2 separate regions of the Homo sapiens genome follow, and region 2 is linked to region 1. The links are chromatin contacts, found by Hi-C or POLR2A ChIA-PET in ENCODE. All regions are on one chromosome and are shown on one strand. The core of a region is the stretch at or near the end of the contact, and the rest is flanking DNA. Distances in the headings are between cores, read along the strand shown.

Region 1 (3,868 bases), core at 713-3,212:
CTCCAGGTAACTAAGGGTCTAGCCTTTGGCCAGAGGTCTGACCTCCAGATAAACTTGAGCTCTAGGGAAGAAAGGCACAGACCATGGAAGGTCACACCGTCTCCACTGCTCCTTCCTCCCTGAAGCTCAAGCAGGGGCTTCTTCCCACCTGGGCCACCTGCTCCGTGATGCACCCACGTTATCTTCTTTGTGGCCTGTGACAATTTCCTGGCTCGGGATGAGGAGCTTCATTTTGCAGATGAGGAAATTGAGGTCGAATGGTTTATCCAAGCAGGGAATCATTCGGTGGTGCCCCAGGCAAATAATATTATCAAGGACGCTTTTTAAAATTCCAGCAGACTGGAGAGGGTGGGTTGTTTTTCCACTTTTGGGTAAGGATTTTGGACTTCAGCCTGCAGGCCCTGCCTCCAGCCAGGCAGAGGAAAAGGTCGCATGAGAGACGCAGCTCTGGTTCAAAGGTCCCTCACGGAGAAGCCTTTTCCTTCCAGCAGCCGCCACGGAAGGCCGACTTACTTGCTCTTTTCAGGCCTCTATTATACTTGCCTTTTACCCCTAAGAGCAAAGAAAAGAGGAAGCTGCTGTTTGCTTTCTGGAGGCCCAGGCAAAGTGAAAATAGGAGCACCCATGAGAAAGATGGTGACTCATTCCCTGACGGAGGGACCAGGCCAGCTAGAGCAGAGGGGCCTTGGGAAGACCTGGGCTTTTGTTCCTTTTGGGACCAAAATGAATCACTGATCTCATTAAGTCACACCGGCCAGTCCCGAACTTTCCCGGGTAGAACCACTGCAAGCATCAAATCTTAGGTGAGGCCCCATCAATGGTCATGAACAGGAGCAAAAAGGTTGAGCTTCTCCTCATTCAAAAGGCCAGAAAAGACCTTGTTCTCCTTGGAGCAAAGTGGTAACTGGACCCAGAAGAGGAAGGTCAGGCACGATGCCTCGAACAAGGCCGGTCAGCAAGGTGGTAGCCCCCTACCTAGGCACACTAGTGCTTTGGGACGCCATACAACACACCCACTCATTTGCCCATGGATTCAGACAGGGAGTCAGCAAGCATTGACAGGACATCCAGCTGGTGCCAGGTGTTCTACATGCCATCTCTTCTCCAGACCCTGCATAAGAGGAAGAGGAGCCTCATTCCACAGACAAGAAAACAAAGGTGGCTGGGCGCAGTGACTCACCCCTGTAATCCCAGCACTTTGGAAGGCCAAGGTGGGCTTATCACCTGAGGTCAGGAGTTCGAGACCAGCCTGGCCAACATGGTGAAACCCTGTCTCTACTAAAAATACAAAATTAGCAGGGCATGGTGGTAGGCACCTGTAATCCCAGCTACTTGGGAGGCCAAGGCAGGAGAATCGCTTGAACCCAAGAGGTGGAGGTTGCAGTGAGCTGAGACTGCACCATTGCACTCCAGCCTGGGCAAAAAGAGCAAAACTACCCCCTCAAAAAAAAAAAAAAAAAAAAAGAAAGAAAGAAAAGGAAAGAAAAAAGAAAAGAAGAAAAGAAAAAAAAGAAAAGAAAAGAAAACCAAAGCACTGGCCTGGCTCACACAGCCAGGAATCCATCCCAGAGCTGGCTGACCCCGAACCTTTCTTCTTTTGATGTTTTCTCTACAGAGACCTACTCTTCATCAGCAGGCACTGAAGGCACATTTCACACATCATCATCTGTGTTTGTCTAGGAGAGCCTAGAAAGTCAGAGATTTTTCTCGACAAAGCAGCCTGGGTTATTTCAGAGGAGGAACCTGCTGCATGGAGAAGCAGAAACTTGGGCCCATCCTCCAAGGCTTCAGCATTCCAGAGGCCAGATGTGTGAGCCTGACGTCACCCACCAAGTCGTGGCCCCATTCCAGGCTGCGCTCCGATGGATTGCGACCCCTGTTCCTCCATGCTGTCTCCTCCTCCCTTTCCTTGGCGTGAAGGAGACTGAGTGGTGCTGGCAGCCACTCCCCAGCATCTGGCGGAACATTCTGCCCCATAGTTGAGCTCTTTTCACTCCCTAGCTTCCCCTAGGGATGGCTGGTGACTCATATTTCCATTTTCAATGTGGGGCCAGGAGCCTGATCTTTCCATGACCACCAGGACTGGCTATATAGCGTCGGAATCAAGGACATGAGCTATGACATCAGATAGGCCTGAGTTCAAATCCTTCTCGACTGCTTGTTGGCTGTGTGATTTCGGTCAACTAACTCACCCTCTCTGAGCCTCTCTTTCCCCATTTGGAAATGCAGGCCACAATGATCCACTCTGATGTCTTCCTTCTTGCAAAAGTCCCTTCCCTTTTGCCTGAAGCTCTGAAAAATGAACCGTTCCCTCTATCAGCTTTCTCTTTTAAATATTTACCTTTCACAAGCCGAGGAAAGAGGAAGCTGATATTAGATTTTTTGAAATAGAATAGTAATATTTATATGCCATTTACTGTGTGTAAAGGATCTATTATCAGGTGTTATTATTCACCCCATTTTATAGGTGAGGAAACTGAGGCCCAGAGAAGTAAAGTAACTTGCCCGAACCAGTAAGTGGCATGGCTGAAATTCACACCTAGGCTGTCTGTCTTCAGAGCGCATGCTCTTAATCCCGATATAGAGAAATGCAAACGAGATGAAATGGGGAAGGCCTTGGCACAGTGCTGGGCCCACAGTGAACTCCAAGTAAGTGTTTGCTGCTAGTACTATTACTACTATTACTTCATCAGCATGTCAGAGTCTCATCCTTGCACGCGAGAAGAAGCAGGGCAGGGATCCCTGCCCTTCTGGCCAAATCCAGCAGTCAAGATGCTCTTGAGTTAAAAAGGGCCAATCGCTCACCCCAAATGTGGGGGTCCCTTGCATGCCAATGGAATGTTCTTGTCACGTGGCCTGCCAAGGGGGGATGCTCTCCCTTGTCCTTAGGGTGGAAACAGGAGAGGCCCCATAGATGTCAGCAGATTGTCAGGTGACCGTCCAGCCCAGGCAGCTTGGCTCCAAGAGGCCAGGTTTAACCACTGGGCTCTCTGCTTCCCCGAGAGACCACTCCTATCAAAAGGTGAAGCTTGTGATTTGGGCCCTAAAACCAAAAAGCCAATGAGATGCTGGTAACAGAAGCCCTACCAGAGACAAAGTATCCCTTCGTGGTTACATGTGAAAGGCTGGGCACAGGAGTATCAGGAAAACACAAACACAAAGAAAGCAGGGCTAGCAATATGGATGGCAGACAAGACAGAATTTGAGGAGAAAAGCATGAAATTGAAGGATAAGGGGACCTCTTTGTCTCCATGTGCCACCTCCAACTGGCCTCTCATTTTTATTATCCTTCCTAGACCTCTTCCACCTCATCCAGTTCTTCTGTGGCCCCTTGGTGGCCAAGGCCCGCCCTCTTCATGCCCCACGAGAGATGAGCCAGCCTCCAGGTCTCCCACTGCTGCTTGGTTTCCTTTCTCAGGGGCCTTTGGGAGGTTGAGTTTTTTGTTTTTTTTTTTTTTTTTTGAGACGGAGTCTTGCTCTGTCACCCAGGCTGGAGTACAGTGGTGCCATCTTGGCTCACCGCAACCTCCACCTCCCGGGTTCAAGCAATTCTCCCGCCTCAGCCTCCCGAGTAGCTGGACTACAGGCGTGCACCACCATGCCTGGCTAATTTTTGTATTTTTAGTAGAGATGGGGTTTCACCATGTTGGCCAGGCTGGACTCGAACTCCTGACCTTGTGATCCGCCCACCTCAGCTTCCCAAAGTGCTGGGATTACAGGCGTGAGCCACCGTGCCCAGACGAGGTTGAGATCTTTACTGCTTGGTCTTCTTTGACCAGACATGGCTATTATCCCCTCTCTCCCCCAGTTTCCAAGGTTCCAACTCTGCCTGTTTTCAGGGCACTAGGGAGCTTGCCTCCCAGAAGGA
Region 2 (3,505 bases), core at 124-2,623, 79 kb before region 1:
CCAGCACTAGGGCTGTGACTCAGGCTGAAGCCTGAGCCCAGGCACTTCCTGGCTGGTGACTCAGTTTCCCCAATTCTACAGCGGCATCACACAACATCTGCTTCTCAGCATCGAAGAGGCGTTGAGGCATGGCCGGTATGTGTCTGTGGGGTCCTTCAAAATCTTATTTATCAAGCAGTTAGAGTGGGCTCAGGACTTTGTGTATGTGTTTGCTCTCTCAGGTGAGCCTGAAAAGATCAGGACTGCGACTCCCATTTTACAGAGGGATAACCTGAGGCTCAGTGAGGTGAAGGCAGTTCAAGATCCTTGACAGAGGCTCTGGATCACTGCGCTAGAAAGTGGTGGGGTGGGGAAAGACCGCTGGGCTTTCTGACTTCAGCAACACGTTCTCCAGTAACCAGACTTCCGAACAGTGGCAGACAGGGCCCTCTGCCTGGCAAGCACACACCACAGGACCTGTCCCACAGAGGGCCTCCCAGCCCGCTCTGCCAACCTCACCCACAGGCCCCCAAACTTGAGAGGGTTGACATAGGCCATGGAGACCTGTGCGAATGTCTGCCTTCCCTACTCCAGTCGACCCCCTGCATCACCCAGAGCACCAGGCCAGGGCCTGGAGTCACGCTCTCCTCTGCCCAGCACTGCCAGGAAGGCAGAAGGTGAGACACAGGAGAGAATGCATGGCGAGAGTGGGCATTTATTTGGCACGTCCTAGGTGGGCTGGGCTGCTCGATGAGATTTTAGGTATATTATCACCATCAGGAAGATTCTAGAGGTAATGAAACTGACATCCAAGAGGGGAGGTGACCTCTCCAGGGTCTCCACCCTGTGCGCCTCAGTTCCCCCAACTGTGACATTGGATGAAGGAGCTCATGCTCAGGGAGGCTGGGAGGGGTCCTGAGGAGGGCTCAGAGCAAGGCCTTGGGACAGCATAGTCCCTGCAAGGGAGTGACCGCTAGGGGCCTTCCTGGGAGCCTGCTGTGCCCTCAGCCCCAGCCCTGCCCACCCTCCCTTTCCCTCTCTGCCTTTCTCCAGAGCACGGCTCAGCCCTTTGGGGCTCTGCACTTTGGGGCCAGAGAGACCTGAGTTAGAATCCAGACCTGCCACTCACTGGTTATGCGACCTGGGCTGAGCGGTTCTTTTTCTCTGAGTCTCAGTTTCCTCATCTGTCTGCGTAAATAAATGAGGGTAATAACCAGCCGCATTTCAAGGGGTCTGGAGGTTAGGACATCATATCTTTCAAGTACCTGGTACGCTGTCTGACGCAGAGTAACCATTTAATAAAGCGGAGCTGTTGTTGCTGTCGCTGTCATTGTTGGCGTTTATTTATGAATGTCGAGGCGGCAGGTGGGCCTTGGTGGGACTGTACGGACATTTCCCGGATGCCCGGAAGGTGGCGCTAGAGACCCCCTTGTCGGCTCCCAAGAGAGCGCTAAGCATGGTCTTCACATCATCGGGAAGAAGCCAAACTTAGACGCCCGGATGGTTTCCAGCTCTGTTAATTCCCTGGGCAGATGCTTCCTGAACACCCCAACAATGTTCTCAGGTCCACCACTGGGGCTGCGGACCTGGGGCTCCTCCCCACCAGCCACCCCGCCCTCCCCAACAGGCCTCCACTGCCTTTCTCTCCCTCCCTTTGTCTCTCCTGCCTCCTCCCTCCCTTCGTTTCTTCCTTCCTTCCTTCTTACAAATAGGCACTGTGCACCTACTGTGTGCTGGGCTCTGTACGATGAACTGGAGATGCCCAGGGAAGAAGACCTTTGAAAGGCTGTGCCCTCTGGAACCTCCAAACTACGTGAGGACACAGAAATAAACAAGAGAAAGAAGAAAAAAAAAGATGCTTTCAGATCCTGGCAAGCATCGGGAGAAAATACAACAGGGTGGTGGGATAGAGGGACGGAGGAGCTGGGGTGAGGAGAAGGCGGGAGGTGGTCAGAGGGAAGGGCCGGTGTGGAGGGGGCCGCCGGAGCAAGGACCCTCGGACACGCAGCCCAGCATATCAGGGAGAAGAGACAAGAGGAAGCAGTCGGGTGGGGGCAGATGTGGCCAGAATCAGAAGCGGGTCTGCGAGGTACAGACTAAAGGGCCGGTCAACTGCTGCAGCAACCACAGCCACCACTAATGCTTACTGAGCACTTACTAGGTGCCAGGCACTGGCATTGTCCCATTTTATAGGTGGGGAAACTGCAGAAGGGACCGCAGCCAACAGTGTTTTCAGGGGCCCTGGGAGTTCCCAGGGCCACTGGTGGAAGAAGGAAGAGAGAATGCTCAGTGAGAGTGGGCATGCATTTGGCACGTCCTCGGTGGGCTGGGCTGCTTTATGCTATTTTAGGTACATTGTCACCATCAGGAGGATTCTAGAGGTCATGCAACTGGCATCCAAGAGGGGAGGTGACCTGCCCAAGGTCACAGTCGGGGATTGGCAACCCTGAGACCTGAACCCAGGTCTTCCCCATTTGGGCAGGTGGCCCCCTGTGCCCAGAAGCCTCAGAGCCCTCTGGAACGCCATTTTCCTTGGGCCCCACAAATAATCTGGCTTCAGTTTGCCCCTGAGCCCACCTGTCAGCAAATCCACTCCACATCCCTCGGGGATCCTGCTCTATTCCACCTCCAGCACTCCCACGAATCCCCATCTCTCCCTGGATGGCTGGATCCTGTTTCCTCCTTTCATGACACTCTGACCATCTAAAGTTATCAGACCTACTTGTGTACATTCATCTCCCCCACCAGACTATACCCTGACCCCAGTGGGTCTCCCCAGCCTCCTGCCTCAACCCCCCTAACCTTTCACCCTACCCTTCACCACACAGATGTGCTTACACCATTCTGAACAAGCACACCACTCATGAGAGCAGGCACAGACCCATCTTCATCCCCCTCTCCTCACAGCTGAGCACAGTGTGTGCATGGAGAAGGGGCTCAGTGAAGATAGGTGGATGGATGGATGGATGGAAAGACAGATAGATGAATGGATGGGTGGATGGATAGAAGTCGAATGGATGGATGATGATGGTGGACAAATGGATGAATGACGAATGGGTGGAAGGAAGATTAGTGGATGGATGGATGGATGGATGGATGGGATGGATGGATGGATGGACAGGATGGATGTATGAATAGATGGATGGATGCATGGATGTATGGATGGATGGATGGATGGGTAGATGGATGGATGGATGGATGGATGGATTGGATGGATGGATGAACAGATGGATGGATGCATGGATGTATGTATGTATGGATGGATGGATGGATGTATGGATGGATTGGATGGATGGATAGGATGGATGAATGGATGAATAGATGGATGGATGCATGGATGGATGAATGGATGGATGGACACGAGGGATGGATGGATGGACAGGATGGATGGATGGATGGATTGGATGGATGGATGGATAGGATGGATGGATTGGATAGGATGGATGGATGGATAGATGAATAGATGCATGGATGCATGGGTGGGTGGATGGACAGGATGGATGCATGGATGGATGGTTGGACAGGG

The links. Hi-C counts contacts between places; a loop is a spot of excess contacts on that map. ChIA-PET counts read pairs that join two places held with the same protein, here RNA polymerase II (POLR2A). Pooled maps may share reads with other maps.
Region 2: a pooled map shows a loop between it and region 1 (2.9-fold over the local background). The contact joins two enhancer-like sites. A Hi-C loop is called at or near these places in 3 of 168 maps with a recorded cell type or tissue (B cell, PC-9 and ascending aorta) and 15 of 50 pooled maps. POLR2A ChIA-PET finds 5 or more read pairs at or near these places in 6 of 52 experiments (GM12878, H1, HepG2 and 3 more).

The regions. Positions count from the first base shown.
Region 1 is chr5:172,793,634-172,797,501 of GRCh38, forward strand. No RefSeq gene overlaps it. Among named protein-coding and RNA genes, the nearest start is that of DUSP1, 24 kb to the left of the region's middle. Within about 2 kb of position 1,963, at least 25 of the 41 ENCODE cell types and tissues checked have a DNase peak (open chromatin) inside an H3K27ac peak, as active enhancers do; they include ascending aorta, where a contact is called at or near this core.
Region 2 is chr5:172,715,583-172,719,087 of GRCh38, forward strand. No RefSeq gene overlaps it. Among named protein-coding and RNA genes, the nearest start is that of DUSP1, 54 kb to the right of the region's middle. Within about 2 kb of position 1,374, at least 20 of the 41 ENCODE cell types and tissues checked have a DNase peak (open chromatin) inside an H3K27ac peak, as active enhancers do; they include ascending aorta, where a contact is called at or near this core.